Regions from separate parts of the Mus musculus genome. Here region 2 is linked to region 1. Evidence: chromatin loops called from intact Hi-C (ENCODE). Cell type or tissue: left cerebral cortex. All regions are shown on one strand. Links, peaks and the distances in the headings refer to the core of each region. The heading gives the core; the rest is flanking DNA.

What was found. Peaks named below come from ENCODE experiments on the same cell type or tissue, not always from the same donor. Only the 100,000 strongest peaks of a DNase experiment are listed, where the experiment ranks them.
Region 2: a loop joins it to region 1, with 2.0 times the contacts of the local background. A loop is called at or near these places in 3 of 42 quality-filtered maps.

What each region holds. Positions count from the first base shown.
Region 1 is chr4:137,034,933-137,050,504 of GRCm38, reverse strand. It overlaps Zbtb40 (zinc finger and BTB domain containing 40), which reads left to right and starts at 1,810. Exons shown (of 19, transcript NM_198248.1): 1 at 1,810-1,859. In left cerebral cortex, for the core only: no CTCF peak of the experiment used is centred there; DNase peaks (open chromatin) are centred at 5,744, 5,906, 6,470 and 6,984; H3K4me3 peaks cover 449 bases; H3K27ac peaks cover 809 bases.
Region 2 is chr4:136,987,935-137,003,506 of GRCm38, reverse strand. It overlaps Zbtb40 (zinc finger and BTB domain containing 40), which reads left to right. Exons shown (of 19, transcript NM_198248.1): 6 at 2,114-2,306; 7 at 2,533-2,613; 8 at 3,895-4,031; 9 at 4,809-5,010; 10 at 5,553-5,686; 11 at 7,314-7,482; 12 at 7,795-8,256; 13 at 8,956-9,162; 14 at 11,845-12,009; 15 at 14,742-14,959. Among named protein-coding and RNA genes, the nearest start is that of Gm23834, 30 kb to the left of the region's middle. In left cerebral cortex, for the core only: no CTCF peak of the experiment used is centred there; DNase peaks (open chromatin) are centred at 5,365, 6,067 and 6,477.

The DNA of each region.
Region 1 (15,572 bases), core at 5,169-7,668:
ATGCAGAACAGTGGCCAGTAGCCACATTGTTCTTTAAAAACACTATAATTTAGTACTTACTTGTGGAGCACCTATGTGCTGAGCACTGTCATAGGTATTTCCTAAACCTGTCAGCTCTACATTGGGGGGGAGGGGCTCCTGCTATAAGTGGGGGATCAGTCCTCCCAACAGCCATAGGTGAAAGTCTAGAGGCTACGGAAATGATAAATCTGATGCTGATGGTGATCTGTGTGGGTAACAGTGGCCAGGTGACCGTGCACCTGGTAGGGCCCTATCAGATACTGGTTTGACTGTGGCAAGAAGGTAGTGGCCGAGTGCTGACAAACCACCGACAGGGAACATGGTGTGGCACCTTGTCAGCTTGACACAACCTAGAATCTCCTGGGAAGCGTCTCCCTAGGGGATTGTCTACATTGGTTTGGTCCCTGTGTGTGTGTGTGTGTGGGGGTATCTTGAGTAAACCAATGTCAGAATACTCAGTCCACTGTGGGTGGCCCCATTCCCCAGGCAAGGAGTCTTGAACTGTGCCTGCAATCCAACTGGGCACAAGCAAGAACATGCATGCATTCACTTCTCTCTGCTCTATGGATGTGGTGTGATTAGTGGTTTGAAGTCTTTGTCTTGCCTTGACTTCTCCAAGGTGGTGGACTAACCTGCAATTGTAAGCTGAAAAAAATCTTTCCCCCCTTGGTCCTCCTCCTTCTTCCTGGTCTTATTATGTAGCTCTGGGTGTCCTGAAACTACACACACACACACACACACACACACACACACACACACACACACACACACATCAAGGTAGCCTCACAATTCAGAGATCTGCCTGCCTCTGCCTCCAAAGCACCAGGATTAAAAGATGGGTCACTAAGCCTGACTCATTAGACTTTTTTTTGGGGGGGGAGGGGGTTCAGGATATTTTATCACAACAAAAATTAACTAGAACAGCTGCCCAGAGTGCTCTAATGACCCAGAGTGTTCTAATTATTTATCTTCAGCAGTAGCTGCAAACTGCAGTCACAGTATTAGATGACAGAAATTTGAGTGACAGCTCTGCTCCATAGGTTCGGTTTCTGTTTTAAAGGTATTGCATCAAGTCGAGCTGACAGCGACAGTGCTGGGGACGACTGAATATTGTCATTGCCCATGGAACAGCTGTAATCACATTGGGAGCTAGACATAGCAACGAGAAGCCTGGATCTCGGACAAATGGGTCTCCATGTGATGCAGGGACAGCTCTCATGACCAGTGCCAATGGGGCTCATGTTAACTGGATCCGATTCACATCCATTTGACTGCCAGGACACTGGACTCGGGGTTCATAACCAGCGTGTGGTGCTATAGGTTAAAACGTGAGAGGATAATGGCAAAAGAAACCCCGTGTACACCCATACCAAGCCCAGTCCAGAAATCAGTCTCGTTCTCGCCCTGCACATGACTGTTTGTTACAAAAGAAGGAAAGAAATCTTTGTCGTCTCTTCGCAGCAAACCTCAGAAGTGGCTAGGTAAGGGATGGATCATGCTATGGAACATGCTAAGGAAACATCTCCCAAGGTACTGTGAGGCGAAGGTCAAAGGTCAAGAGCAGACCAGGTTCCAAACTTGGAAGCCTGCCATTGGTAGAAAGCGTGCACGTGATGCAGGGACAGCCTTCTCGCGAGACCGTCCCCCAGCACGTGACTACGGCGTGCGCACATCCGGGCTACGGCCCTCGGCGTTTTCCCCGGCCCCAAGATGGCTGCCTTTTGGCGTCTCCAGCGCTGTTGAATGGAGAAAGCTTTATTGTTCCCTTCGGGCAGGAGTGTTCGTGTCCTCAATGGCGCTGTCAATAAAGAACGGCAGTTTGAATCGGTGCTGAGCAGGTAACCATAGAAACGGCGCTGGGACTCTGCGCGGAGACCCCTGTCGCGGCGGAGGCTCCCGAGACTCCCTGAGTGAGGGGCGCCCCAGGACCCCTGGGGGACGCAGGGGATGCGCGGAGCGAGCTCCGCCTGGCTCGCGTCGGTCACAGCCGCCGCCGTCCGCTGTCCTCGGGACGTGGCCCCCGGGAACAGCCCTCACTTCGGGCGCAGCCTAGGTTGTTGCGTCCCGTGGAAGGACGCGGGACACTGCCTGGCATCTGCGGCCCTCACTCCCCGGCTCCCGGGCTGTGCTGCGGACGCCCCGGCCCAGAGGGCTCCCTCCCATCTCTGCTCTCAGCTTTTGTTTATCCGCTGTAAAACAGTTGCGGGGAAATAGAAGTCGTGGGAAATAAAACTTCAGCTCCCAGCAGTGAAGTTGCACGGAGACGCAGCTATGGTCGTTTTTTGTTTTCTTTTTAACGGGTTGTCCGGCCGCTCGCCTGCCGCGGGGCGGGGGAGTGCGCGCAGTTGCCCCGGCTGCTTTTCGGCTTTGATGGAAAGGTCCATAAAGCCAGAGTCATTTCTCTCCGGCGCTTTACAGAAGTTTGCCAATCCTGGCCCGAGGCACAGTTGACACGATATGTGACTAGCTTCCATGATGCCGTCAAGCTAGTGGTCTCTCATTCCTTACAAAGCTATCACCCGCCCAGTGTGTGCAATTGGCCATCTATTTTATGTCTCTACGTAGCTTTGCAGTGTATTTTCCCTGCACAAAACGTGAAGTGTGATTAGGGTGTGCTAGCTTATAGGGCTGGCAATGTGAGGCTGTCGCTGGGAAATCCCCCTTGTATGATAGCCTAGGTCACATTACCTCAAACTGTAAGTTTTCTCCCTCTGGGAGTGCTCTTCCTTGGAATTGTATCCAAATCTTGGTGTGGGTTATAGCTGTTTAAGCAATCAATGTAGGGTTAGGGTTAGGAAGTGCAAATTTTCAGTGCTTGGCATAAATTATGCTCAATGTAGACATGGTTCTTCGGTGACAGGTTCCCATTCTGTCTTGTGCTTGTTTTGACACAGACCTCATGTAGCCCAGGCTGGCCTGGAAATAAATAAATATACGTATATGTATTTGTGTGTGTGTATATGTATACACACATATTATATATATACATATATATATATATATATATATATATATATATATATATATATATAGGCTGGCCTGGAAATAAATACATATACATATATGTATTTGTGTGTGTGTGTATATGTATATGTGTGTGTATATGTATGTATATATATGTATATATATATATATATGTATATGTATATATATATAGGCTGGCCTGGAAATAAATACATATACATATATGTATTTGTGTGTGTATATATACACATTTATGTATATATGTGTATATACACATGTATATACGTATGTGTATACATATATATGTATATGTACGTGTGTGTGTGTGTGTGTATATATATATATGTATATATATATATACACACACACATATCTCCAGTTGGTTGGTCTAGAGCTCCTGCTCCTCCAGTCTTCCTCCCAAGTGCTGAGGTTACAGGCGTGTGCCTCTTGCCAAGCTCCATCACCCAATTTTTTTTTTTTTCTTTCGAGACAGGGTTTCTCTGTGTATCCCTGGCTGTCCTGGAACTCACTTTGTAGACCAGGCTGGCCTCGAACTCAGAAATCCACCTGCCACTGCCTCCCGAGTGCTGGGATTAAAAGTGTGCGCCACCACGCCCAGCTATCCATGACCCATTTAACAGTTATTTTGGTTTTTTTTGTTTTTTACACCTATGCTTGCATGAGTTTAATCAGTTGTTCAGGTGCTTCTACTATGTGCAGGTATGATTCCTAGAAATGTGTTATTACACAAGAGGACCACGACTTTTGCCTCTTTGTGGAATTTAAATTCTTCAAAGGGCTTCGGTAATGTATAGGTGCACAGAAATAATTCTCCTTCTTTAAAAAAAAAAAAAAAAAAAAAAGGCCTGCTGTGCAGCCCAGGCTCACCTTTAACTTGAGATCTTCTTGCCTCAGCCTCCAAATGCTGGAATTACAGTTGTACATCACCCTGCCTGTCTGGCAAGAATGAATAATTTCAGATACCTATCTCATAGCATCCTAGCAATTAAATAAGTAGCTAACGCTCACTGAGCAATTTCTTTGTGCCAGGTACTGGCACTAAGGCTTAATATGAACTGTCAGCCTGTGACACAGATAGTGTTAGGATTAACATTTTACCCAGGGGGAGATGGCTGGTGTTACATGGTTTATGCATAGGGAGTGTGGAGCCGCAATAAACAGATCATGCCCTGCTGTGTTCCGTCTGTTGTCTTTCCTGCAAGCTTGTGAGGTCCACAAGAGTCATGCCACACCTTGATCTTGTGGCCTCAGCTACTAGCCAATGCCACAGCTTCATGTATCCATAGGTTCGTAAATATACACATTTTTGAGGATTCATTAAACAAATACCCGGGAATTTGTTTCACACCAAGAGCTCAGAGCTGGGTGGCTTGGTGCATCCCAGAGTGCTTTTGTTTGCTCTTACAGTCTGGACAGTGCGGCTTCCAAAACAACAACAACAACAACAACAACAAAAATCCTAATAGTTCAAGTTTTCTTTTTGGGGTGGGGGTCTTCTTGGTCATGAACTGGTAAAGCAACCTATCCTCCTGCCTCAGTGTGGAGTGCTGGGATACAGTGTGTTTGCTGGTAATTAAATCTGTTTGGAAATGCCCAAATTTGGTCCCAGATGTATTAAATAACAGTACAAATCCAGATGTTACTAGCAAAATGAGGGGTGTCAGGATAGGCGTCGGTTTTCTATCTTTTTTTTTTAGGGGGAGGAGACAGAGTTTTACTAGTGTTTAAATAGAGAACAGCTTTCTCAAGTGGAATTTAATTGTTCTTCTAAGCTATTTAAAAATTAAATTAATTGTGTGTGTGTGTGTGAGAGAGAGAAAGAGAGAGAGACACACACAGACAGAGACAGAGACAGAGACAGAGAGAGACAGAGACGGGGGAAGGAGGAGGCTGGGAGAGAGGAGAGTGTAGCCGGTCAGTGTGGGAGCCTGACTGCAGCAGTGTGACTGAGAAGGAAGAACAGCTTACAGGGCTTGCTTCTCCCCTATGTTGTGCCACCGTGAGAGGCTGAGCTCAGATGACAGGCTTGGCAGCGGGTACCCTTAATCCACTGAGCCATCTCATCAACCCAGAATTTCGTTTTTAAAACCAAGCTAGACAATTGTCTACACAGAAAGTTTTTAATCGTTTTAGTGTTTTAAGCTTGGAGTGTGTGTGTTCCTCAGTCGGAGACACCTGAATTTTGAGGGGTGTCGGGAATGGAACCCAGGCCTGCACCACACCAAGCAAGTGCTCTGTGCCTGAGCTACACCTTTGGCACCAATATCTGCATTTTCTTAGGGATTTCTGGGGAAATGCTGCATGCTGCCTACAGGGTGTGTTTGCAGTTGATTGTGGACTTCCTTTCAAAATCTTCTTAATAAAGTTGCATCCTTTAAGCCAGGCTTGGTGGTGCACACCTTTAGTCTGTGCACTCAAAAGCAAGAACAGGGTGGATTTCTGAGGCCAGCCCAGAAAAAAAAAAAAAAGCAAGCATCATGAGGCTCTGTCTCACAAACAAACAAACAAACAAACAAACAAACAAACAAAAAACCCAAAACAAAACAAAAAAAAGCATAGCTTCCTGTATTATGGTGTGGAATACTTGAAAAGCACCAGGCCTTTGGAATAGGTTTGAACAGAGCGTGAGCATGAGCAACCACAGGCTGTGCTAAGCTGAGGGCTTGCTGGAGCTGTCACGTGGAAGAATGGGTGTCAGGTTTTGCTTTAAACTGTATGCAGTAACCGTGTTGGGCATGTCATCAGAAGATGTCACCCAGGCCAGAGAATGGATCTGGGAGCTGGCCGCAGAGTGGCATGTTAATGCAGTGTTGAACTGCAAGCCCAGAATTAAATTGCTATTTTGGGTCTGGGTGGGACCTTCCCCTCTGAGCTCTGCTGTTTCTGCTTTGTGATTTGGGTCTGTTGGGCTCCAGTAAAGAGGAGGTGGTGACGCCAGCTTTGAAGCAAGGCCTGAGACTGTGGGAGGGGCCAGGGCACACCAATTTGTTTTTCAATCTATTTTATTTCAGTTCAAAGCATCAGTGCAGACAGCAGCCCAGGAAAACAAGCTGCACTTTGGCAACACTCAGCTGCGTTTGGAGATTGAGGAAGGCTGGGAGGAACCGAAGTACGGCTTGTTTTCCTGGGCTGTCTGTCTGAGATGATGCTCTGAACTGAAGTAAAATAGATTGAAAAACAAATTGGTGTGCCCTGTTGCCTCGTCCGTACTGAGGACGCACATAACCCGTCCCGGCAACCACCTGGGCTGACACCCTGGGGGGCGGCACCAGCCCTCAGCCTTCCTCAACTCTCAACCCTGGGAGTGCTTTGGTTTCCCCAGGAAATTGAATAGGGGAATGTGCTTCTCTGGTTCCAATTGCTTACCTTGCAGAGCCGTCATCTGGGTAATGTGGAGAAGCGAGCTTACTAACCGCATCGGAAGGAGTTAAATATTAAGGACATTTACGCTCAGAGATGAAGCTGTCATTTTTTTTTTTAAAGCTGTACAGAGGCTACTGTATTTCATTCGCAGAAAGCACACTGTGAGGCCCTGGCAGCCCTCCAGAGAACGGAGGGCGGGCGAGGAAAGAAAGCTGCCTTCCTTCTCTTTCCTTGATGTTGTTTAACTCAGATCCCAGAATCTCGACACCCAGTAACTCCTTTCCTTAACCAGAGTAAATACAGTAGAACTAACGGATCCACAAAAACCCAAGGTCTTTAATCTCCAGAGAAATAGTGACTCTCAGTGGACCCATGCGTCCTTTGAAGATGCCTAAGAATCCTCACCAATGCCATCCATTCTTCCTCAAGGAGAGCGTCACTTTAATCAGACCTCACAGGGTCCTTGACCTCTCAGAAGGAGCAGAGCTGATAATGAATGTCGTATGTCAGTAACAACCAGAGTGAAGTTACACAGCCAGTCACTTTGTACAGGTCTGTGACCTTGACCTCTAGAGTTCCGAAAGTGCCTGTTTAGGTTTTGTTTCTTGTATGAAGTGGTCGGACATAATTGGCAAACTTAAGGACATGCGCATGCTTCAAAAATGCCTGTGAATGTTAGGACCTTACGGGAGACTAGTGAGCAGTGAGTGGGTAGTGACGCTTAACAACCTCGTTAGCAGATCCTGCCGGCCTGCCTGCCTTTCTTTTTTGAGATGGGTTCATGTGAGGCAGGCTGGCCTTGAGTTCCCTATGTCAACAAGGGTGATCTTGAATTCCTGATTCTCTTGCCTTTTCATGCCAATACTGGGATTACTGTACGGTGGCCCACACTGTTGTTTTCTCTTCTCTCCTTTCTTTTTCTTTCTCTCTTCTTTTCTTTCTTTCTTTTTTAAAAATAGATTGGATGTATTTCTCTTTAGCGCAAGGGATTAAACTCAGAACCTTGCACATGCTAAGCATGTAGCCTGGCATATGGCTTCGTCACTGCTAATCTTTTATATGGTGTGATTTTTAATGTGTTCAACATGGCTGTTGACTGTGTATTACATGTCTCTAATTGGTTACATGCTTTCCTCTTTACGTCAGCAGGAGGCGGTGGTAGAAGCTGCTGTGGGTTAAGCCCCTGGTCTGTTGGTCTCGGCTTCCTTTTCTCCTCTGGCTAAAGCTCCTGTCACTCAGTGCTTTGCAACACTGCAGCAGCCTTCTGACATGCAACCGGATGCATGTTCATAGAGGCTCCTTTAGGGTGTTCATGCTAATACATCATCCCCTCAAAGGCTCCTCTGTTGTCTCCACCATTTCCTGTTGAGAACTGAGCACTTTGTCCTGTATTAGGAAGGCCCCAGTGACCACCCGTTAAATGGACACATAAACTAGAAAGGGGAAACAAGAGGGTGACAGGGGGGGGGACACTGGGAGATGTACCTGAAAGGGTCCCTGCTGTTCCACACCCAGGAACCCCTAAGTGTGCAGCTCTGCTTCAGAGCAGTTCTCTCCCTTAACCCATCCAGCAGTAGCGTGTCAGGAATAAAATGACTGTTGTTGAACACGCACAAAGTGCTATCACTGCACTAGTTGTTTCACATAATTATCTCCCGTGTGCCCCTCTGGCCACTGGGCATTAGAGACTGCTGGCCCTACCCCACCCCTTTGGTAGAGTCGCCTGAATAAGGAGTTTTCACCTATTTTATTTAGATTTTCATATTTTCTGATTTTAACTAGAAGTGGAAGCCAGTGAATACCAGTCTCACTCCAGCTGAGTCAGGGTGTCCAGGTTTGCTCCAGTAAGAGCGTGCAGCCTGTGAGCCAGTCCTCATTCCACACAAAAGCCACGCAGTGGCCCCATGTCCATTGTTCAAATTACTACAGCTTTTAGTTCTTTGGCACCGATTATTTGAACATTTTATTTTGTAAGAATTTCATACGTGAATCTCATGTTTCCATCGTTTCCACCCCACAACCTCCCCTCACTGTCTCCCGTCCCCCTCTCATTTCCATGACGTCTTTAATTATTAGTGTGACATATATGTATATAGAGAGAAGTCCAACCTGCTGAGGCCATTTTCTATTCTTCCTATGTGTTATTTTTACAATTTAAGGTCCCAATTATTAATCTACTGTTGTGGTAGTACTAGGCCTTTGAGGCATGCATGCATGGAGGTGCTTTCCACTGAGCTAGAATCAACCAGCTTCGCTCCCAGCTCCCATTTCTAAAAGTTATGAAGAAAGATTTCCAGTATATTAATGTGAGGATAAGGTCACAGTAAACTTCTTAGGCTTGCAAAAGTACATGTTGAAGGCTCCATACTAGAACTGCCGAGGTAAATGAGGCTTAGCTCTGTACAAGGCCCTCTACAGATTGCTTTTTAAATTTTCAGCCCCATTTGTCATGGGAAAAGCAGAAAAAGGGAGACAGCAGCATTCTCCTTAGCCTGGCTGTGTTCTTAGCGCTGGCACGAGCTTCCCATCCAGAATGCTGCTCACTCCTGTCCGCAGACAGCCAACCTCGCTCACGCCTCCCTGCCTCTATGTGTTCTGCCCGCTCCGGCCCCTCCCTTTGGCTTTATTAGAGCCACCAGCCATGATTGGTTTTCAAAGGGCTGCCCTGGTTCTGAGTGCCCAGCTCCTAGCCCGATGTCATGAAGGTAGAGACTTTAAAGCAGAGACAGTGAAATGTGCTCTATTAGCCTGTAGGTTTGCATGGCACTGTAACTCTGGAGCGGTTCACTGGGGGCCTGGCAGTCATTAAGTGTGATCACCCTGGACACAAGCTGCTCACTCAGCTGCCCTCTGCTGACAGTTGCCCTCAGTTCCAGTCAGGTTAAAACCAGAGGGAGACTTCTGAAGGTCAAAGTCCAGACGGTGGAGTAATTGGCCCCTAGAGTTCTGGGTTTCTTTCCTGGGCTGCGGAATGGTGAGGATGAGATTTTCCCTGTTTCCCTTTGAACATTTTTGAGCAAATAACGATGGAATCCCACAGGCTCTTCGCCAGCGTTAAAGGCAGGGGAGAAGCTACACTCCTGCTTTTTTTTTTTTTTGTTAGTTCCTTAAGATAACCCTCTTGTTATACTCCCCGGTGATGGACTGGGGGAAAGCTAGAGATGAAAGCAATTCCCAATTCTTCAAAGACAAAGGAAGAAGTTAACAGCACAGGAGAGGAGAATGGTGTTGCTCTGTGGAGCGCACACAGAGGGTACTGAGGGCCGAGTGATCTGAGGATTTCGGTAGGACACGGTGCGGAAAGACAGGCATCTAGAGTCACTCTGTGCTTCCAGCCTTCTCTACAAAGGCAGAAGAGAAGCAGATCCGGGCAGAGATAGGCCTCTTCTTCCCAGAGGGCCATGGGCTCCCTGAGAGCCAAGCGTCTTGTCTGTGTAGTGCTGGGCATCACACAGGGCATCGGACTGAGTTCAGTAGAGCTCTGCTGGGTGGACAGGCACACCCCATTCCCAGACACCACTGGGAAACAGCATGGGATCGTATGGAACACCCAAGAGATAGCAAGCCATGGAAGAGAAGAGTTTGGGCTCATGGTTTGCCCCACAGTTGGTTGGCGCTGATGATTTGGGACCTGGTGCACTAGGATCGTGCAGAGCCGACTCCACTCTCCTCTCTAGGACATGTCGCAGTGCCCAGACTTCCATACACCTCACCTTTGAGACTTTCACCACCTCACAGTAGCTCCGTTCTGAGGGTCACGCTTTTAGCATGTGGGCTTGTGTGAGCATTTAAGGTCCACGCTGTGCCAGGGCTTTGCACAGCAGAGACTAAGTAGGCTCTAACATTTTGTCAGTTTCATTGGTGCTGGGGATGGAATCCAGGGCCTCTTGATGCAGTAAGTGCTGTGCATGGGAACTTCACACCTATTTTCTGATGTCATTTAAAAACACCTTGTGTACTCTGTGTGTGGTACTTCTGAGCAGTTGTCTAGATGTAAGAGGACTAGGTTCATCTAATTTGATGGTCTCAGTCTTGGGCCTTAGAACTTTCTGGTAACATTGTCATCTCAGTGTGGGTTCATTTACTGACCACCACCCTCTGACTTGATTACTTGGGCAAATCTCTACATCTTGTCAAGCCTCCACTTCCTCAGTAGTAAGAGGTTAATATTAGTAACGGACTCACTGGTCGTACAGGATTATGCTGTCCCACTTGTATAAGATACTTATACAACTACAAGAAATGCTTAATAAGAGTTACCTACTATGGATGGGTCCCTATGGCAACCTCCCACTGTCTTCAACTTTCCAGATTGTCTTCTTCATTGCCTACCATTTAGAATAAACTGTTGGCCCCGTTTGCGTATGGGTTTCTCACCTATGGATTCAGCCAACTTGGATTGGAAATATTTGGGGAAGAGTGCACCTGTTCTGAACATGTTCCGGGTTTTCCTTTCCTGGACAATTGCCGGAACGGCACTTGCATAAGAGATGAAAGTTTACCAAAGGATGTGCATGGGTAATCCAGAGTTCTGCACAATGCTCTGTGAACTTTGGGCATCCAAAGGCTTTGATAACTTTGGGGGATTAGCGTCAACACACACAGGTACCAAAGGACAGCTATTTATTATTACGAATGTAATAAGGACTTAGGTCAGTGGTGAAACCTCTCAGCCCAGGGTTTAATCCCCAGCTCCAGTTGACTTCTCAGTGAGGAATGGTAGATATCCACAGGATGGCCTGGACCAGTTGGTGTGAGATGTAGCTGCACATGTAAGATAGGAAACAGGAAGAGCCTCTTCCTAGACTTCCATCAGCAAGGACCTTCAAGGTAAAACACTCAGCTGTGACATGTGAAAACTGGGCTGGGGCCATCTGAGTGGTTACTCGTTCCTGTTATATGCAGGGTTTGTATGAGACTCAGATTGTGGCCTAGGGCTCTTAGGAGAGGCCTCACACTATCCCATCCCCACCCCCACCCCCCTTTACTACCAGGCTTCCAGCCCAAATCAGCTGTGTGAGATGACAGTGGGAATGTATCATGTCTTTGCTCATAAAATCCGTTATGTAAATCTGATATATATCAAAGACAAAACTATAACTTAAAAATGATGATGCACAGTAGTAAGAGCAAGCATTTCAGTGGGAGAATGCTTATATTCCTCTCCTTGAAGTAGCATCCTGTGTTGGGCAGTAACAGCTCACTGTGGGCATCTGTGGTACTATAGGAGCTGTTGATATATATTGGCTTGTTCATGTGGAGTAGGTTATTCTCACAGACCTCATGAGCCAAGCAAGCCCTGATGTCATCTCCATTTTACCCACGAGGAAACTGGGTTCCCAAGCATAATCAACTTGCCTCAAGTCTTAGCTCATTAGGGCCAAGCTGATGTTCACTCCTGGGCAGCTATAGAGGGCACACTCCAGACCTTTACTGTTGAGCACACAGCCTCTGGCATCACAGTGCTTAGTGGGATACTGGGTCCCTGCCAGGCGCTTTCATTTGTACATCAGATGGGGATTTGGTATTTGGCCCTGTGTTAAATGTGTAGTCCAGATGTATTCCCTGCCGAAGAAAAATGTATTCAGATAATCAAGTTAGGAGAACTTGTAAGTCATCCAGGTTTTCAGGTCAGAGCAAAAGGCCTATCAGTGACAAAGCCAAGGGTCTTTTGTACACCTAAGAGGCTGGATTTTAAAGCATTAAAGCAGTGATTGCTTGTTGAGACTCTTGACTGCAAGATGGGAAAGTTGGCATTAAGTATAATGCAGTCACAATCCCCAGTCGCTCATTAGGCGGCTGTGCTGCTCAGGGGATTTTGCAGGGGAGTCTGTGAAGAGTAATCTTGGATGAACTGGATCAGAGCAGCGTGCCCAGAAAGGCACCTAAGTCCCGCAGAGCCTCCTTCTGTTGTAATAGCCGTGCAGAATCGCTTGTTTCTATGAATTAGTCAGCCGCTTAAGAGGGGTTGAGCAGTTTGCTACACTGTTTTGATGTTTTTGCTTCATTGTATCTTGTAGACGCCTCAAGAAGACTTTCATTAGAAACAGAGAATCTGGGGAAGCAATTAGTTGCCTACGGTGGTGGTTAAAGTCGGGGTAGGAGTCAGATGGCTGCTCCCAGCTTGGAGTTGTGGAAATCAGCCTTCCCAGTGATCTGGAGATTTCTGTTAAAATTGTAAAATAGTTTTATAGGTTTATTTTAAATGATGTGTGGATGTGTGGGTTAGTGAATATTTGTGCAGGTGCCTAAGGAGGTCTGATCCGGCATCAGAGCCCCTTGAACTAGAGTTACAGGAAGTTGTGAGCCACGGTCTCCTGGAAGAACAGATATGTTCCTAAGCATGGAAACATTGCTCCAGCCCCCTTTTCTCCGTCTTTGTTTTCTTGCTGGATGTGGCGGTGATGCTGGAGATTATCGGGGGCTTGATTGATAAGCACTTGCTGTGCTCCTGACAGGCAGTGCTTTGGCTGCGTTCACCCAGCCTTTCAGTAGCCCTGTTTGGGAGGTGCGGAACCTGAGCCCCACACAGGTTCCATCATTTGTAACACAGTTACAATTGGGATTTGCACCACCTGTGTAGTTTGGTTTACTACTGAACCACACCTGGGGAAAGAGAACTCTGTCTGATAAGATGCAGTTGGGCATTTGTGGGTAATGTAAGAAATTTATGACTTCTCTTTCCCTGAATAATTTGGGCCTAAACCCCACCCTTACACATAAGGATATATCCTGGCAGTGCCTTGATTACTGAGGTTTGCACATAGCAGGAGTGTAAATGTTTAGTGGGTGAGCTGTGTCAGACCCTGCCTTTGAAGCAATTTACACAGGCTTACCTGAGTTTCTGAAGTTTTAAAATTTTTTTTTTAATAGAAAGTCATGTATCGGAGATTTCCCTCAAACGTGTGTCCAAGGACAACTTTAAACTTCTGATCCACCTACTTCTACTTCTTGAGTTCTGAGTTTATGATTTTTGGTATTATATATCACTATACCTCCTTATATGATGCTGGGACTAGAACCCAGGGCTTCAGGCCTGCTAGGCAAGGGCACTACTGACTGAGATCCATCGTAAGCCCCTGGATTCCTTTTTTTTTTAAATGCCCTGACTGCATAGCACACATTTGAGCAGGTGGTAAGGCTCAGTGACAGAGTGCTTGCTTGCCCAGCATGTGAGGCCCAGGTTTGCTCTCCAGCACCGGTAAATGAATAAACAGATAAATAAAACCAGTGCATTTTGAATCATATGAAGAAGACAATGAATCCCCTATTAAGACAGTACTTAGGAACAACCACCATTAGCATTAACACATATTTTATATTCTCTCTGCACATACATATGCACATGCATGTGCTTTTAAAGTACACTTGCACTTGGATCCTGTCAAGCCCTAGCTGTTCTCCCTTCCAAACTGGGCATGATGGTGCATGCTTGCAATGCTGACACTTTCGAATCTGAGACAGGAGGATCAGGAGTTGGAGGCGGCCCAGTCTACACGAAACCCGGTGTTTTTGTGTATATGCACATGCTAGAGCGAGTACGGGGTATGGTGGCACATGGCTTTTAACCCCAGTACTTAGGAGGCAGGGGCATACAGGTCTATGTGAATTTGAGCCCAGCCTGATCTACATAGCAAGGTCCAGTGTGGGTAAGGCTACACAGTGAGACACTGTCTTAAAACATTGAAAGACAAAGAAGGAGGAGGAGGAAAAAGAGAAGGAGGAGGGGAGACAGCATTTCCCCCATGCTATTAGAAATCCTAATTTTCTTTTCAGAAAATGTATTTAGATGTAACTTATTAGATCTAATTTATTTAGATGTAATTCAGTTTAAATTGCATGGTTAATGTCTGTAACCATTACTTACTAATTTTAGGATTTTTTTTAGATCATTTCAAGGCAGTCCTACTCAGTCACTCTCCCTTCCTGCCCTGTAGCCTGTGGTAACCGCTAATCCTGTCTCAGTTTGCCTTCTGTTGCAATCCTCATGCCGTAGGTAGCGTGTGTTAAGAACTTACTTCTTTCTATGGCTGACTATTGTTCCACCTTGGAGAGGTGTGTTGCACCCATTCCTCAGCTGATGTCCATTAGGTTGTTAGCACTGCCTGCTGTGGTTAATGTCCCAGTTAATGTCCCTACCGTTGCAGAAGTTTCTGTGTTTTCAGCTCTCCTGAGTGTATCCTGGCAATGGAGCTGCTGGGTTGTTGGTGTTGAGCATTTTTTCCCTTGAGACAAAGTCTCATTATGTGCTGGAGCCTTCTGAGTGGCAGATTGTAGGTGTGCACCACCACATCTGGTGAGTGTGTTTAGCTTCTTAAGGAACCTCCAAATTGTTTGCCAGGGCAGCTGCAGCATCCGCACACCCACCTGCACTTCTGTCGATTCACAGCCCTGTCCCATGCTCAGCAGCACGCCATTTTTCTCTCCTTGTCTGCTTCCTTACAGCCTGTAGGGATGCGTGCCTGTGCTCTCTGGCTGCGTTGCCTGGCCTGAGCAGTCTCAGGTCCTTTCATTGCTGTGAATGCCCATTCTGCTCTAATGCTCTTCTCAGATAGCTGATTTCTAAGTGATGTGGTCCTGTTCTTTGAGTTATCTTTTTACTAGTCACAACGGTGTCCTTGGATACAGAAGAGTTTTGTTTTTGAGATCTTGTGTAGCTTAGGCTGCCTTGACTTCTGATCTTCCTGCCTCTACCTCCCAAGTGTGCAGATCACAGGTATGTGCCACCATTCCAGGCTCTGAAAGCTTTAAGATTACATAAAATCCAGTTCTGTATTGTCTCTGGTTTCTTGTCCTTTTGGGTATCATAGAGAAATTTGTCCAGTGCTGAATGCTGAACCCGGGACCTTATGTATGCTAGTCAAGTAAGCAGATTGCCGATGAACCATACCTCCAGCCAGCAACCTGTTTGAATGGCTGCATAATATTCCCCAAATATGACTATACTATATTTATTTAAAAATCTCTTTGTATTTTAAGTTTTCAGAGTTTTTTCAAACCTATTCAAATGGTATTGCTTTGAATACAGTGAACATTTCACGTCCTTTTTCTACACTGATAGAATTCTAGAATGGATCTAATGGACACATACATTCTTCCTGTCAGGTATCCCTCATTTTCTGTACTTCATACCTGATATGTTTTGGTAAAACAGTCGGTCCGCAGCAGCACAGGTAAATACATTGTTCCCTGTCCCCAACCTT
Region 2 (15,572 bases), core at 5,183-7,682, 47 kb after region 1:
TAATTGGGGCTGGCTTACAGGTTCAGAGGTTCCATTATCATCAAGGTGGGAGCATAGCAGCATCCAGGCAGGCATGGTGCAGGCTGAACAGAGAGCTCTACATCTTCATCTGAAGGCTGCTAGCAGAGTACTGGCTTCCAGGCAGCTAGGGTGAGGGTCTTAAAGCCCACACCCACAGTGACACACCTACTCCAACAGGGCCATACCTTCTAATAGTGCTACTCCCTGAGCTGAGCATATATAAACCATAACAAGTGTGTGCTCATTTCTTAGTCTCAGTATCTTAAGCAGACAGAATCCAAAGAGCTGGTCAGGTATGCATTACTTACTGGATCACACCAGCCAGATCTGAGGTGCTTTCAGCTAGGTAGCACTTGAGAGGCTGAAGCAAGAGAATTGCCTTGAGTTCAAGGCCAGCCCGGGCTATATAACAAGTACTAGGCCAGTCCGGTTTCTAAAATGGTTTTCAAACAGTGCAAGCTGTTGGCAACGGACTGCACACAGGCTTGCCACTGGGGAAGAGTTTCATGGAGCTATTTCTTTGGAGAGTAAGGTTTTAAAACAGAATAGAGAAGGGACTATGACAAGTAGCAGTACTAGGGACCTGCACAGCAAAAGTCATACAGGTAGCACAGCTGCTTAGTAAGAGCAGCAAAGCTGAGCCTCATGACATGATCTCCATCACGAAGGCTTTCACCCTGGTCCTCATTGCAGCACACGGCATACATGTGTGCGTGCGTGCGTGCATGGGGAGATTTTCGTATTTGTGCAACTTGGAGATATTAGGTTATGGGAATTTTCTTATGAATCATTTATGCCTTCTCTCAGGAGTATTGCTTCTGAGTTTCCTCAAAGTCCTGAGCAGACTGCGCCTCCCGCTTCTAGGGAAATAGCCTTCTCTGGCCTATTTAAAGGTCTTCCTTGCACCTTGGAGGTTGTGACTCACATGAAAACTCCAGAGATCCCCTTATGAGGCTCTGGCTTCAAGATACTCTTGGAACATCTGCCCCTGTACTTACTCAGGAACAAGATACTCAGAACAAAGTCAACTTCAAAAGGTCAGCAGATCAGACCAGCCCCTTCCTACTGTATGATCAGGCGGTTATGTGGCGTATAAGCACATGGTATACCCCTCCAGGGAAAGATACAGCAACAAAGCTAGGTTGGCTGGAGTTATCTCTGCCGTACCTAGGGGCTTATACTGATGGACAAAGAATGCCGTGGAAAAATAATAAAAGAATGAGGTGTCAGGGCCTCCCTCAGAATAGTGAGCTCACACAAGGCCATTGTGGTGTCCTGTAGCCAAGGAACAAAAGATTAGACATATAAACAAATTCTACGAAGATATAATACAAATATTGTATTATACCAGAAATTAAATAATAACTGTAGCAGCTTTGGCCTGAGGATTTTTCTTGAGCCTAATGACAGTTGGCACTCTGACTACTAAGAGTTAATAATACACACTCTGGACATGGCAATCTGCCTAGGCTGGCTTGGAGATTTTCTTTCTGTCTAGTGCCCTTGAAACTACAAGAGCTGTCAGCCTGAGAACGGGCTGTCATTTACCATATATATTTGCTTTGGCAAAATATGCCTCTAGATTCTTAGAAGTTGGGTTATGGGGTTGATGAGGGAAAATGATTTGTAAAAGATAACTCTGTTCTACCACAGTTTATCGATGATGACTAAACTTAGGACCCCAGACATACAAGAGGAAGTTAGACATGTGCCTGGGGACAAAAATGATCTGATCTATATCCCTTGGAGCAATGTGAATCTATCCCTGCCTACTGTGTTCTGTATAAACAAAGAAACAACCTGACTACCAGTCAGTCACGGCTGCAAGAGTCTCCTGTGCCTGATTCAGTTCTTCTTCCATCACTCCTTCCCTTCTTCCCTCCTCTCTGGAACCAGGTCGACTGCTAGGGCAGCCATGGTTACACCACCCCCCCCCCCCCCCACACACACACACACACACCGGCAAGAGACTGACTTGGGAGGGTTTGGAGGTGGGCATCCTATACCACTCTCTAGCTGGCTTTTCCGGCTGTGTGTCAGATTCATTGTGAATTGCAGTAACTGGTGTCTGCTTGATTGCACGCCCCTGCAGGTGATTCAGAGCTGCTGTGAGGGCAGAACACCCAAGGAGATGATAGAGAATTTGTTGCACAGAGTGACTGAAGAGAAGACCCTGCCTGCCAAGAGTCTGGTAAAACTCCTCCAGGCTGTGAGGACAGCATTCCCAAACCTGGACCTCCTGCTGGACAATTTGCAGAAAGGAGCGGGATCAGCCGGCACCACAGGTACTAGCTAATTGTTCACTCTCTGGACAGGAGTTGCCTGTACAGAAAATCACAGCTTAAAGCTGCCTTCTGGCCCCATGCCGGGAAGATGAGACACACGTTAAGAAATGGCATTACGAAGCAAGCTCACTGTCGCAGATCAGTTGGAATCTGAGGACTCTTCTCCATTAAGCTCCCTCCTAGGGTCTCTGTGGTTTAGATTTATTAATGAGCCCTCCTCCTGCAGGCCTGGCCAGAGTCTCCTGTGAATCAGAATGGACAGATGAGCCCAGGCCAGTGTGCATTCCAGCAGACCGCGTGGATGGATGTGAGTTCAAATCCTGATTGTCCCCTTCCCAGCTGGGCGCTACAGTCCCCAAGTTCCCCCACCCCCACCTGTGGTGTCCCTTAGCTCAAGGGAGTGATCCTAGTTCAGTTCTTAGCCCAGCTGGAACTTCTTTGCCCTTTTCCCAGAGTATATATGATCAAGATAGCTTTCAGAAAAAAAAATGGATTTCTGGGAAACAGGGGAGCATTTCCCAGCTTATTATAATACTTACGCACCCAGTGGGGCAGCTCCCAAAATGGAGAAGAAAATAGGCTGTTGTCTTACTCCCCAAGTCAAGGCCATAGATTGCCTTATCTTTTAGTTGTATGGTTGCTCCATTTAACAGTATCAAAACATTCCCTTGTATTTCTAAAAACTCCAGTCTCCTTTGAAGGCTGTGTACTTTTTTATCATAAAGCTGTGCATGGCGTGTTACGTGTGCCCTGACCTGGACTGATGTATAATGGGAAGACTGGAGGCCACCGTGCCATCCATGTCTGTCTGATATTAAGCACACAGCTTCACTTTATGAACCCCACTGTCCCTGGAATGAGTGTAAAAATTGTCACATTTATTTTTGTGGCTATTGTGAAATAACACCTGTTAGACATTTAATGAAGGACCTGGCACATAGTAGGCCATCAGCAGATATTAGTTGCTGCCTTTACAGTCAGTCCCATTATCAGGCTCCACAGTGTCAGAAGTCCTTTGCCTTCAGGATTTTTTTAGGCTTAGTTTCCAGAAGTGAATTTACTGGGTCAAAGAGGAAAGTAAAAACGTAACTACATATAAAGTAAGGGGCACGCAGATTGCTGCACTTTCTTTACCTTTAAGGAAATGGGACTTGAGAAAGTAGCTGACAGTTGGGCTCAGGGGCATCTGAACAGACTGCACTCAGCTTCCCGGACGCTGCCTTGCTGGGGATGCTGGTGTTTGGGATCACCACATAGATCCTTTATAAACCAGGGCATTATGAAGAACACAGTCTGTACACCAGAGCCGCTTACAAATGCAGCGTCCTCATTACCCGCCTGCTGGGCAGTCACTGCCTTCTCCCAGCCACTAGCCTGTTTGTACGACCCTGAAGCTCTGGTGAGTCTGTGTAGACCAGAGGAGATCTGAACCCTGTGTGTGCAGCCCCAGGCTGGCCACGGGACTGTGCTCCACAGTAGAAGCAGCTCATTGCTGCTGTTCTCTCTCACTTGTCTGTGACTCTTGTCTTCTTAGAAGCTCTCGGCTGCCTTTGCATCAAGCATTATTGTTCTGATGCTGTCCTTACAGCCTCCCCTAGCCCTGATGCTTACGGAGCTGAGCTGTTGAGAAAGTACCATGAGAACCTGTCTGAGATTCTCATAGACAACCAGGTGCTGCTGAAGGTGATCTCACGGATGCAAAGCTTAGCCCCTGGAGACAGAGAGGTGAGCAGCAGGGAGGGGCTAGGAGGGGGGTACGACTATGTATACACACGCATTTCCATTTTCTATAAATACATATACACAGCTATGTTGGGAAATGCCAAGAAGGAGAACTGGAAGGTGACTCCTTTTCTAAGGGAAAGTGCCAAATAGAATAGATGCGGTTTCTGATGTTAACGTTTTGTTTATTTAGTTTGTAGAGTGAACAGCTTGCAGGAGTCAGTCCTCTCTTACCGGGTAACTTATAGGGATCAAGCTGAGGTCATTAGACTTGGTGGCCAGCGCCGCTGCTACCTCAGCCATCTCACTGGCCTAAATAGTCGCCATTTCTGTAGTTATAAAAAACGGCACTCATGAGAAAGAATGATACGAAATCTGTCTGTATCCATGGTTGGTAGCACATGCCTGTGATCCCATCACAGAGGAGACTAAGGGAAGAGGATTAGAAGGTCAGTGCCAGCCTGAGATGTACAGGGAAATCCTGCCTAAAAACCAAACCATACAAAATCCACACACACAGACACACACACACACACACACACACACACCATTCAGCTAAAATTACTTTGTGTGAATATATGTTAAACGTCACACCAAGGGCATGATGTGTGTTAAATAAGCCTCCTACTACTCTGCTGTTTCCCTGACTCCATACCCAACTCCTGACACACAAAGCCCATTTGAGTTGAAAAGCCCTCTGCTCCCAGAACACAGGCTCACCTGTCTTGCCAGCAGCTCAGGATCAGTCTTTTACACCTATGTTTGTGCTGCACCTTGAAGGTCATGCAGACCCTCGTGAAACAGGGCTCTGGCTCGGGTGGCTTCAGTTCCCTGATGTTGGCAGCTCTGGAAAGGCAGACTCTCTCAGCAACGGCCATTTGGCAACTACTGCTAGCAGTTGAAGAGACTGAGACCCGCCCACTGAACCTGCTCTTGGAGGAAGTAGGAAAGGAGCCCGGCGCTGGGGCTTTCTTCCGGGCAGGTGAGTTGTCTTCCCTTTGCCTTGCTGTTGCCTATAGAGGCAACTGTTGACCCCCAGGAAGTAAGAAGACTCTCTTATGGTTGCCACCCATGTCCCTCCCCTCAGGAACCACAGCAAATAAGTTGCTGTGTTCTCCTTCACAGTGGGTTGACCGTAGGTGACCAAGGTGCTATGTATTTGAGGAAGGCAGGAAGAAAAGATTTTGAGTGTGTTCAGAAATGTGGCATTTGAAGAGCTAGATGGTGAATCCTGATTCAAACGTGGCACAGCACCCACGTGCGTGGGAGCATCAGGAGGTCATGCAGGCAGAGGCTTATGTGTCAGAGGAAAAGCAAGTGAGCAGTTGTGGTCAGGGATGTGGGTGCGGCCATCTGTCACTATGTATTACTGTGCTCTGGCTACAGTGCTGGCAGCCATTCTCACACCTAGCCCAAGTGAAGAGACAGATGGGCTGTATGATGGATGCGAAGAGTAGAGTGGACAGGCAAAGGAGAAAACAATGCCCCTGGTTTGACTGAGTGTCCAGTTTCCCTTCCTTTCAGTGACTGCCCCAGAGAGCACAGTATTGGAAGCCATCCTGAGGCACAGCAAGCTGCTCCGGGAAGCCATCCAGCAGACAGCGGGGTGTGAGCGCCTTTCTTCAGAGGAAGAACACCTGGCAGAGACCGTGCAAGAGGTGGGGAGCGAGGACAGGTGGAGGTTTGTGGGGCATGGAGTTGTGTAGAACTTTGCAGGGTAGATGCCTGGCACCGTCTTCCTTCTCTGCAGCATGCCTACTGCACCACTAGCCCTTCAGCACCTTTGCCCTTTAGCTTTCCAGCCCTAAGTGGCAGGTGATGTCATCCCCTTTACAGAAGCTCGGGCTTGCACGGTTGTGTTTCTCATGGTGAGTAAGCGGTAACCCAGTGTCCAACCCCAGAGGGCACATCTTAGAATGGCTGGGACAACTGAAATGGTGACTGTGTCTACTGTACTCTCCCAAGCAGCTAGTCTCAGATGCAGGAAGTTGGTCTTAATGTGTGCTTTCTTCTACTTCTTGGAAGAGCCAAGATAAACATAGATAGAGCAAAGCTTTGCCCATATGGGGCAGCAAATAGTGCCAGCTCATTTTCTGCGAGGCATCTCATACTGACCAGCATCCCAGAAAAATCTCCATGGGGGCTGAGGAAGACTAAGAGATGTCTAAATCCTGTCACGTACATCTGGAACAGAGAAAGATAATGAACATGAAATTAAACTATAGATGTACCTGGGGTGTCCTTTTGATCCGCATAGACAGAGGGCAGGTTTCTAACCATCCCCACCGGTGACAGCCCCTCCTCAGTCTGGCTCTCAGACAGGAAGAAGGCAGCACATGCTCCCACAGAGCTCCAGTGGCAAGGCTCATCTGCCCACCTCTCTCCAGAGTGCCACACACTTCAGAGCTGGGGCCTCTGCAGTTGATCGTTTTAGCCTCACTAATTAGTCCCCTGCCTGCCTGCAGGGACATCAGGTTTATTTAGATAGACTTGAAACGAGCGAAAGTAAAATGTCTTCCGCAGTGAAAGTTCCATGTGGCCATCTGTGATGGTCTTGCTTTATTTTCTCAGTGTGTGCTGACTCTCTGCCCACAGTTCCAGCATTCTGAAAGAGGACAGCTTTGAAATCATTTTCCTGGCCTCTTTAAAGCCCCTATTTGAACCTGCTTTAAAACGCCGAGTTTCTTTATGAAAGAAAATGATGTTTAAAAGGGTACATCTAAGTGTCTAAAAATATGAAGCCACTCTTCATGCAGAATTACTTCTAGACATGGAGACAATTATATATTATGAAAAATTATCTTGATCTCTACAGAAGCAGCTGCTGCCAAATGCTGTAGCCCACCCATCACCATCCCCCTCCTGTGGTGACTTCTAGAATCCTCTACCCCTCCCCCCAGGCTTCCTGTGCTCACTTCTGGGATCTTACAGCCCCTCTTCCCGGGCTCACTTCTAGAACCCTATAGCCTCTACCCCGACCCCCAGCCTTACTGTGCTCACATCTAGAAAGGCTCTTTGGGAGGTGCCTGGTGCTGAGCCACAGTTCTTACAGGAAACATGGTGCCTCCGTTTGTTCTCTGCACAACTTGGTATGTGCGTCCCTCATTTGCATTTTGCTTATTTTCTTATCCTCTGAAAAACAGGGTTCTCTACGTGTCTCAGAGAGAAATATAAACCACCTAAAGATGGTGCTGTGTCTTCTAGAATTCAGTGTTTCTGCCCTGATGTTGAAGATCACGGAGACAATCTGATGTTAACGAAGCTTGGTGTCTGGTTTTCGTTTAGATGCTGAGCATATCCTCCGAGACAGTGAGCCCTGAAGCCTCCCTGAGAGCGGTGCTGAGCAAAGCCATGGAGAAATCTGTCTCGGCCTCTGTGGTCTGTCACCTCCTCTGCAGTGTCCACAAGTCTTTCCCTGGCCTGCAGCCCCTGATGCAGGAGTTGGCACATGTTGGTAAGGAGCAGGGTTTGAGGGCCTGCTAAACCCCGGGGCACTTTCTATATTGAGGAGAAGAAACAGTTGCTGTAAGAGGATGCCGTGCTTCAAGATATTTGCTCCTTTTGTGTGCTCTTGGTACCTAACAGCCAGGAGTGCAGGTGTGACATGGCTCTACTTGTGTTTAGTGGGAAGTAAAGATGACAGCTATATGACTTCTGAGTTTCCTGAGGACCTAGTTAATCTCCAGTCTCCTCTAAGGGTGTGTTAGGGAAGTTGCAAAGCATGATAGAAGCCGAGCCCTGGAGCTGTGCGTCTTCTCCTGCGCAGGTTTCCTTACCAAGGAAAGCGGAGAGGAGAGGTGGAAGGTGACTGATGGCCTTCACCCTGGAGCCAAGGACAAAGTGGAGGAAGTGGCCAAGGCAACCGGAGAAGACTGCCAGGCCAATGAACAAAAGGAGCAGGGAGAGCCTGGGCCCGTGCCAGAGCAACCGGAGAAAGACACTTCTGCCTCCCCAGACTCTGCCAAGAAGAGCTTCGTCTGCAAAGCCTGTGATAAGAGCTTCCATTTCTACTGCCGTCTGAAGGTGCACATGAAGCGCTGCCGGGTGGCCAAGAGCAGGCAGGTGCAGAGCGAGGAGGGCAGCGAGACCAAGGGCTCGGAGAAGGGGCTGGAGAAGCAGCAGCCGGACGCCCGCGGCACAGGTGGGGAGCCCGATGCCCCCAAGAAGAAGAAGAAGCGGCTGCCAGTGACATGTGACCTCTGCGGAAGAGAGTTTGCCCATGCCTCAGGTATGTTAGAAGGCAGCCATGGCTGTAGATGCTGTCGCTTGGGTTCCGGCATGGCAGTGTGAGCACCCTGAGTGCGGATGTCTTCAGCACTAGGACAGCTTCATAGAGGTATGATGGTATCCTGAGAAGAACACAGGCACTGGATTGGCCCCCAGAACTTTGCTCTCCCAACTGTTAGGGAGGTTCCTCACCACACCTTTCTGTACTGTTAGGAAGTCTGAAGATAGAAGAACTAAGTGCCTAGCACCACGCTCACACACTGGCAATTACAATAATTGTAGCCAGATGTTGAACATCTGGCTTGTGGGTACCCACATCCCATTTACTTATTGATAAACTTATTGATATGGAAACCCCAGGCATTACATCAGAATCATTTTTTGCCTTGCCCCAGATGTCAGGTAAACCTAATGAAACTTAAAAAGTGAGTTTTGTTTCCTCATTTGCGAGTGGAGAGGAAGATAGGCTAAAAATCTCTGAGCCAGATTCAACCAGGAGTGAAGCTAAGATGACTGGGAATCCAGAAGTGGACCAATAATGGCATGTGAGTGTCATGGCAGGATGCTGAGGCTGGGGTAGCCTGGTCTCCTGTGGCTGAAGCATGAGCCTGGCGAGGGCAGCTTGTTTGAGCATCCTCCAGCCAGGTTCCTCACGCTGGCTGACTGCAGTGTCTCTTCTGGGTCTGGTACCCTTGCCTAGGCATGCAGTACCACAAGCTGACCGAGCACTTCGACGAGAAACCTTTCTCCTGTGAGGAATGTGGGGCGAAGTTTGCAGCCAACTCTACCCTGAAGAACCACCTGCGCCTGCACACCGGAGACCGCCCGTTCATGTGCAAGCATTGCCTCATGACCTTCACGCAGGCCTCCGCCCTGGCTTACCACACCAAGAAGAAGCACTCGGAAGGTGAGGGACACCCTTCCTTCTCCTGCAGAGTGCCTCTGGGGGAGTGGAGGCAGGCACACTGGGTAGGGAGGTAAAGCAGAGGTAACCGTGTTTGCGCAGGTATAGAAAGCTTTCCCTGAGGGTTCCTGGAGAGCTGGCTGGAGCAGCGTTAGGACCTTATGGTCAGAGTTAGAGACAGCAGGGAATTTTTTTTTTCCTTAGGATAGAAGCAGGAGAAAGACCTGACGGATTACTTCTGTGAGCAGGCCGTGCCGAGTGCCAGCTGACTAGCCTGGATCCTTCCATCTCTGTAACTGCTGGCCTGAGGGATGGGGTGGGGGTGGGGCGGGCCAGAGACTGCTGAGATTGCTGTCAGTGTATCCCAGAGAGGCATCCCAGGAGGGTAGAGGAGAGCATGATGGGGACCAGTGTAGTGACATTGGATAAGAGCTCGGAGCTCCTGGGTGCGAGTAGCCGTGCCTCCCACCGCCTTATCTGGTTGGTCTCGTCGTCTCTCTGGCTCAGCACTGCCTTTCACTTTAATGCAAAAGCTTGGCAAGCCATGTCCCTGCTCAACACACTGGCTTTTCGTCGTCAGGGGGCAGCGTGAGTCCTGCAGCCTGCAAGGCCAACCGTGCTCAGTCCCTTACTGCACTCTGTGCTGCTCTCTTCACGTCTGTTCACTCTCACTCTTCTGCATGCGTTGGGCCCTTATCAGCCTCAGGCTCTTCCTTCAGGGCTTCTGTTCCCTTTCTTAGGCTCCTCCCTTCAGACGGCTCTGCCCCTCTTCCCGGCTCCAGGCTCACCTTCTTGTGAGCTCTTTGGCCTCCTTAGTGGAAACTGTTGTCACTTGTTTCTCTGCTTTCTCCACATGTGCCATGTGCCAGGCATCTGCACCATAGTTCACTTAGTGCCCTGGTTAGTGCCCCAGTAGAGCACAGGCTCTGGGAAGATGGGGCTGCTCGTCTCTTAGGGAACTTGGAACAGTGATTGGCAACAGAAGGCCCTCAAGAAACACTTGCTTGCCAAGCAGTGGTGGCACACACCTTTAATCTCAGCCCTTGGAAAGCTGAGGCAGGCAGATCTCCAAGTTTGAGGCCAGCCTGGCCTACCAAGTGAGTTCCAGGACAGCCAGGGCTATACAGAGAAACCCTGTCTCAAAAATCCTAAAGAAAAGAAAAGAAAAGACAAACAGACGTACTGAGTGGGTCTCCTGAGTGCTGTTGTAAACAAATGATTGGCACTTACATTTCAGTGGCAAGATGGACAGCAGACATGTGACAGAATGGAGAGAGGGTCATTGTGTGGTGGAGACTAATACATGGAAGCAGTGGGGAAGAACAGAGTGGGGTACGCTGGTCTCACCATCAGGGATGCCCTCAGAGACATGAGCAATCCAGAGGGACAGCTGGAAGAAGGGCCACACCCCTTCTTAGTGCAAGTGAGCTTTGGACCAGAGAGAGCTGGAGGCAGAATCATGAGGTCGGCATTAGGAGGCAGTGTTCAGTCTCGCTGTCAAAGGCGAGGGCCTGCCGGGTTTTCATAGAAGCCAAGGAAAGAACTTTGGTTGTCTCTTCTTAAAATAACACATGTTGTTACCACTGTGGAGTTAGAACTTATTTTTAAAAGGGTCCTAAAAGCTAAGGGTTTCATCAGAGATGGAGTCATCAGAGTTTGGGACTCTAGGAGAGACCTGGTTCTTGACCTGTGCGGCTTCTAGGTACTGCCTTGACTCTGGGCCATATCACTCCAGCCTCTACACCTACTGGACTCTGTCCTCCCTCATAGCTGGGATTCCTTTAGGATATCTTCCCTGGGTAGGCTAGCACAGTCTGTCATCACAAGACATTTGACTCAGCCACAGCAGTGACTTATAAGGGGCCAGTCACAGGTTCTTGCTACAAGCCACCATAGAGTAGGTAACAGTGATAGCGGCTAGGATTCACACTGTGTGTATGTATTTGCACGCATGTATGTGTATGTACAAAATCTTACTTTAGAGCCTAGCCAGTGAAAAGATGAGAACGAAGCTGCCTGCTCCAACCGCATGGGACCTAGCTTTGGGCTTGCTAGTCCTGAGCCCCTTCTGCACAAAGGCGGCTTCCTGGCCTGGGAGAAAGGAGCTGGGGGCCTGGTGGCAGATACTGGTTCTCCTGGCTGGCTTATCCCATTTTCTAACTTTGCTCATGCCCTAGAGCACAGTGACCACTGCAGTGGGTCACCGGAAGGCTTTGTCCCCTCCAGATCTCTAGCTCATCCTTGTAGTACTGGGAAGCCACACTAGATATTTGGTTGTTATTTGCTTTGTTCTGTTGCGAGACAGGGTCTCCCGTCGCCTAGGTTGTTTTGCAAGGAGAACAAACTGTGCTTTGCAAGATCTAAGTCACATTTCTGGACAGAAGGACCTTTCTGTTGCTGGAAGGGGGTGAGGGGGGTATCTTCCTCTGTGGAAGCCTGATAAACAGACAGGCTCTCTTGGAGGCCGGAGCTTTGTTCCCATCCAGTTGTGCTCACCCGCACTGTGATGGGGCTGTGTTTGTGAGGTATGTGCGTTTGATGAGCTACCTCAGACTTATCCCACACTGCCTGAGGTAATGTCACCTGCCAGTGACATTTCTCTGGTGTGTGCTTTCTAGTTGGCTCTGTTTGCAGGAGTGCCCATGAGTTTGGTATGTGCTCTCACTCACTCCTGTGCGTTTGCAGGGAAAATGTACGCGTGCCAGTACTGTGACGCCGTGTTCGCCCAGTCGATCGAGCTATCCCGGCATGTGAGGACCCACACCGGGGACAAGCCATATGTCTGTAGGGACTGTGGAAAGGGCTTCCGGCAAGCCAACGGCCTCTCCATCCACCTGCACACCTTCCACAGTACGTACTACAACAACTGCCTCAGGCCACACTTGGCACTGAGGAGACCTATGCCAGTCATAGCAGAGCTATCACTGTGCCAGAGCAGGGTCCCATTTGGGGCCCTCTCCTCCCAATTCTGTAACGCTCACAGTCCTTTAACAAGAATCCCTTCTGAGCATATTGCTGTGCTTCCTGCTTCTCTGCCCAGCCAGTCTCCTTGTCTCTTTAGCTCGCCTTACAGTGTTTGGCTGGCAGAAGCAAATTATGTTAGAGGGAGAGAATGTCTTCACTGTCATGCTCAGAGGACACTGGGACAATTCCACCAAGCCCTCCAGCTTCCATTTTCTACCCTCCCCATCTCCACATTCATCCTGTTTTTATCCCTGCTCTTGCTAAAGAAGCAAGCCTGGCTGTCCTGAGTTAAATGTTCATTGTGTTGGGCAATGCTGCCGTGTCCGCACCACACTCCTGCCTGGCATTTCTCTTCTAAGTGCCATTTGGTTTCACTGAGTTATTTGGGGTGGCCCAGCTGCCTGCCTTTCTCACGGAGCCAATAGAGACACACACACACACACCGTGACACACTATTGGTGGCTGGCACCTGACGGCCTCTCCATCCTCCCTTGCTGTAGCCGTATACTCTGAAGTAGCACAGGAGAGTCAGACAGCACGGCAGGTGGGCTGAGAGCTCCTTCCCTGAGAGTCCTGTGAATTTTGATCTTCCCACAATCTTATCCTTGGGACCTTACTTAAAATGAATGTCTTTGTCCTGCTAAGTCTCCTCTGCCCCCTTTCAAACTAAAATAAATAGTAATACCACCACCTTGGCTTGTTGGAAAAGTTAAATGAAATTCTCTTAATCAGTATTCTATTGCTATAAAGAGACACCATGACCACAGCAGCTCTTAAAAGGAAAACATTAACTTGAGGATGGCGTACAGTTTCAAAGGTTTAGTCCATTATCATCATGGCGGGGAGCATGGCAGCATGCAGGCAGACATGGGGCTGGAGAATAGATGAGAGTTCTATATCCAGATCTGCAGGCAGAGAGAGACGCTGAGCTTGGCTTGAGCGTTCGAAACCTCCCAAAGTCAGTGACACTTTCTCCAATAAGGCCACACCCACTTCAACAAGACCACACCCCCTAATCCCTGTTCAGGCATCCTCACTCCCTATTGACCAAGAATCCAAATATATGAGCCTAGGGGACCATCCTAGTCACACCACTTCAGAAATAGCACGAAGAAAGAACTAAATTCCTTGCCTGACACAGAACTCCTCAGTAAATGCCAGGGATTGGTGTCGTTGGTGATGAGCACAGCCCCGTTGGGTCCCAGATGTCACCCTCAGAGGGTATGTATGTTTCTTACATACCAGGTGCCTTGCTCCCATCCCCCTGCCTCCACTTTCTTTCTCATGCCAGTTTCCAGCTGTGGGCACAGTGTTACAGTGTATGCTCGTGTCTACAGCTCTTGTCAGTCACCCAGCAAAGACCTTACCAGAGCTCCTGTGTGTTCAGCCTATGGGAGGACTCCTGGGTTATGTCTTCAAGGAGTTAGCACGACTGTCTTGAACTCCTGACACCGTGGCCCTCGGGATGAGTGGCTCTGACACAGTGCCAATGTCTGATGTCTTCTCAACCTCAGGAAATGATGACATTTTACTTTAGTCTTCTTTCCCCAGCAGCAGGACTATCAGAAAAGGGGACACTTACTCATAGGACTTAGTCTCTCACACCCTAGAGTGCACCATTCACGCGAGCCCAGCTTCAGGCCCCGCTTTCACCTGACTACAGCTTTGCCAGTAGAAACTGTATTAAAGTGTCTTAAAAGACTGTGAGCCTGGGGTTTCCAGGGAAACTAGCCAGTGCTTCTGGAGGCTGCTGCTGGGCAGGCTTCCTAAGGAAACAGGGTTACTGGCCACACAGGTTTATGCTTAGGACCCTTCTTACGGGCAAACGACTTTATTATCAAAGTATTTTGGCTTTAAGTTGCTTTTAAGAAACAGCCTGATGTTTTCTGTCATCTAGATGGCAGAGGTGTCCATCAGTAGTAGTACTTATTTCTGAGGTCCCACTGAGGAATTGGCGTGTCCATAGGAGAATAGGTGAGACCTCTTCCCAGGAATTCCAATGAGATCCTTGGACATGATGTTGGCAGCTCTCTAAACCTTGGGTTTTTGTTTGTTTGTTTGTTTGTTTGTTTTTTCTCATTAAAGTAGGACTTACACTAGAGCCTCCTCCACCAGGCTGTGAGGGAGGCAGCACACATACAGTTCCTGAACACACCTGCCCAATATTCACGAGGAGTCTGTGCCAAGGCTTTACTGTTGGGTCTCAAGTGGGTACCAAGGAAATGTCCTCCTGCTGCCGCTGGCAGGAGACATGGTGACAATCCAGAGCGGATGTTTGGAAGGTCTGCAGGGAAATGCAAGACCCAGACATGTCACTGCAGACAGGAGGAGCAAGCATAATACTGGTAACGTAGAGAGCAGTTTGACATGTAAGACAGGAAGCGAGGGGTGGAGGTGAGCAGTCTGATGCTGTATAGATGCTGAGTCCAGAGGCTCAGAGGAGCCCTGCCTTCTTGGGCATAGGCCAAGATTGTTGTCACATTGACTTGGGGTCCTTGGACTCTGGCCCACAAGAGGTCTGAAGAGCCTTCCGTCTCGATGTGTGTGAGGTGGGTCGTGTCACTGACTGCTGCTGTCTGTTGTCTCCCTCTGCCCCGCCCCTGCGCCCTGCCTGGAAGCAGACATAGAAGACCCTTATGACTGCAAGAAATGCAGGATGAGCTTCTCCACACTGCAGGACCACCGGAAGCACATCCACGAGGTGCACGCCAAGGAGTACCACCCCTGCCCCACGTGCGGCAAGATCTTCAGTGCCCCTTCCATGCTGGAGCGGCACATGGTGACCCACGTGGGAGGGAAGCCCTTCAGCTGTGGGATCTGCAACAAGGCCTACCAGGTGAGGCTGGCTGTCGGGAGCTCGGCCCCCATCCCTGCCTTTCTCCCCATTGGCTTTTGTTGCCCGCATGTTGTCCAAGCGCGTCTCCAGCGTGTGACAGATAATTTGACTCTGAGAAAGTATGGGCTGGGGGCTGGTGAGATGGCTCAGTGGGTAAGAGCACCCGACTGCTCTTCCGAAGGTCAGGAGTTCAAATCCCAGCAACCACATGGTGGCTCACAACCATCCGATCACGAGATCTGACTCCCTCTTCTGGTTCTGGAGTGTCTGAAGACAGCTACAGTGTACTTACATATAATAAATAAATAAATCTTTAAAAAAAAAAAAAGAAAGTATGGGCTGAGGGGGTACTTAGTGAATGCACACTTAGCATCCACGAGGCCCTGGTTACATCGCCAGCAGACGGGAAGTGTTGATTGGCAGAAGGTTCCAGCATCATTGTGGTGTGAGGGTTGGTTTTCTCCTTCAAGGCTCACTCTATGGACAGCTGACTCCAGGCGTGAAGAGCACAGGGCTTGGGGTGTTGAAAGCGCACCCAGGGTGGCTGCGCTCAGTCCGGTCACTTCTTGCTGTGTCTCTCAGGGAAGGGCATGGGTTTTTTTTACTTTGGAGA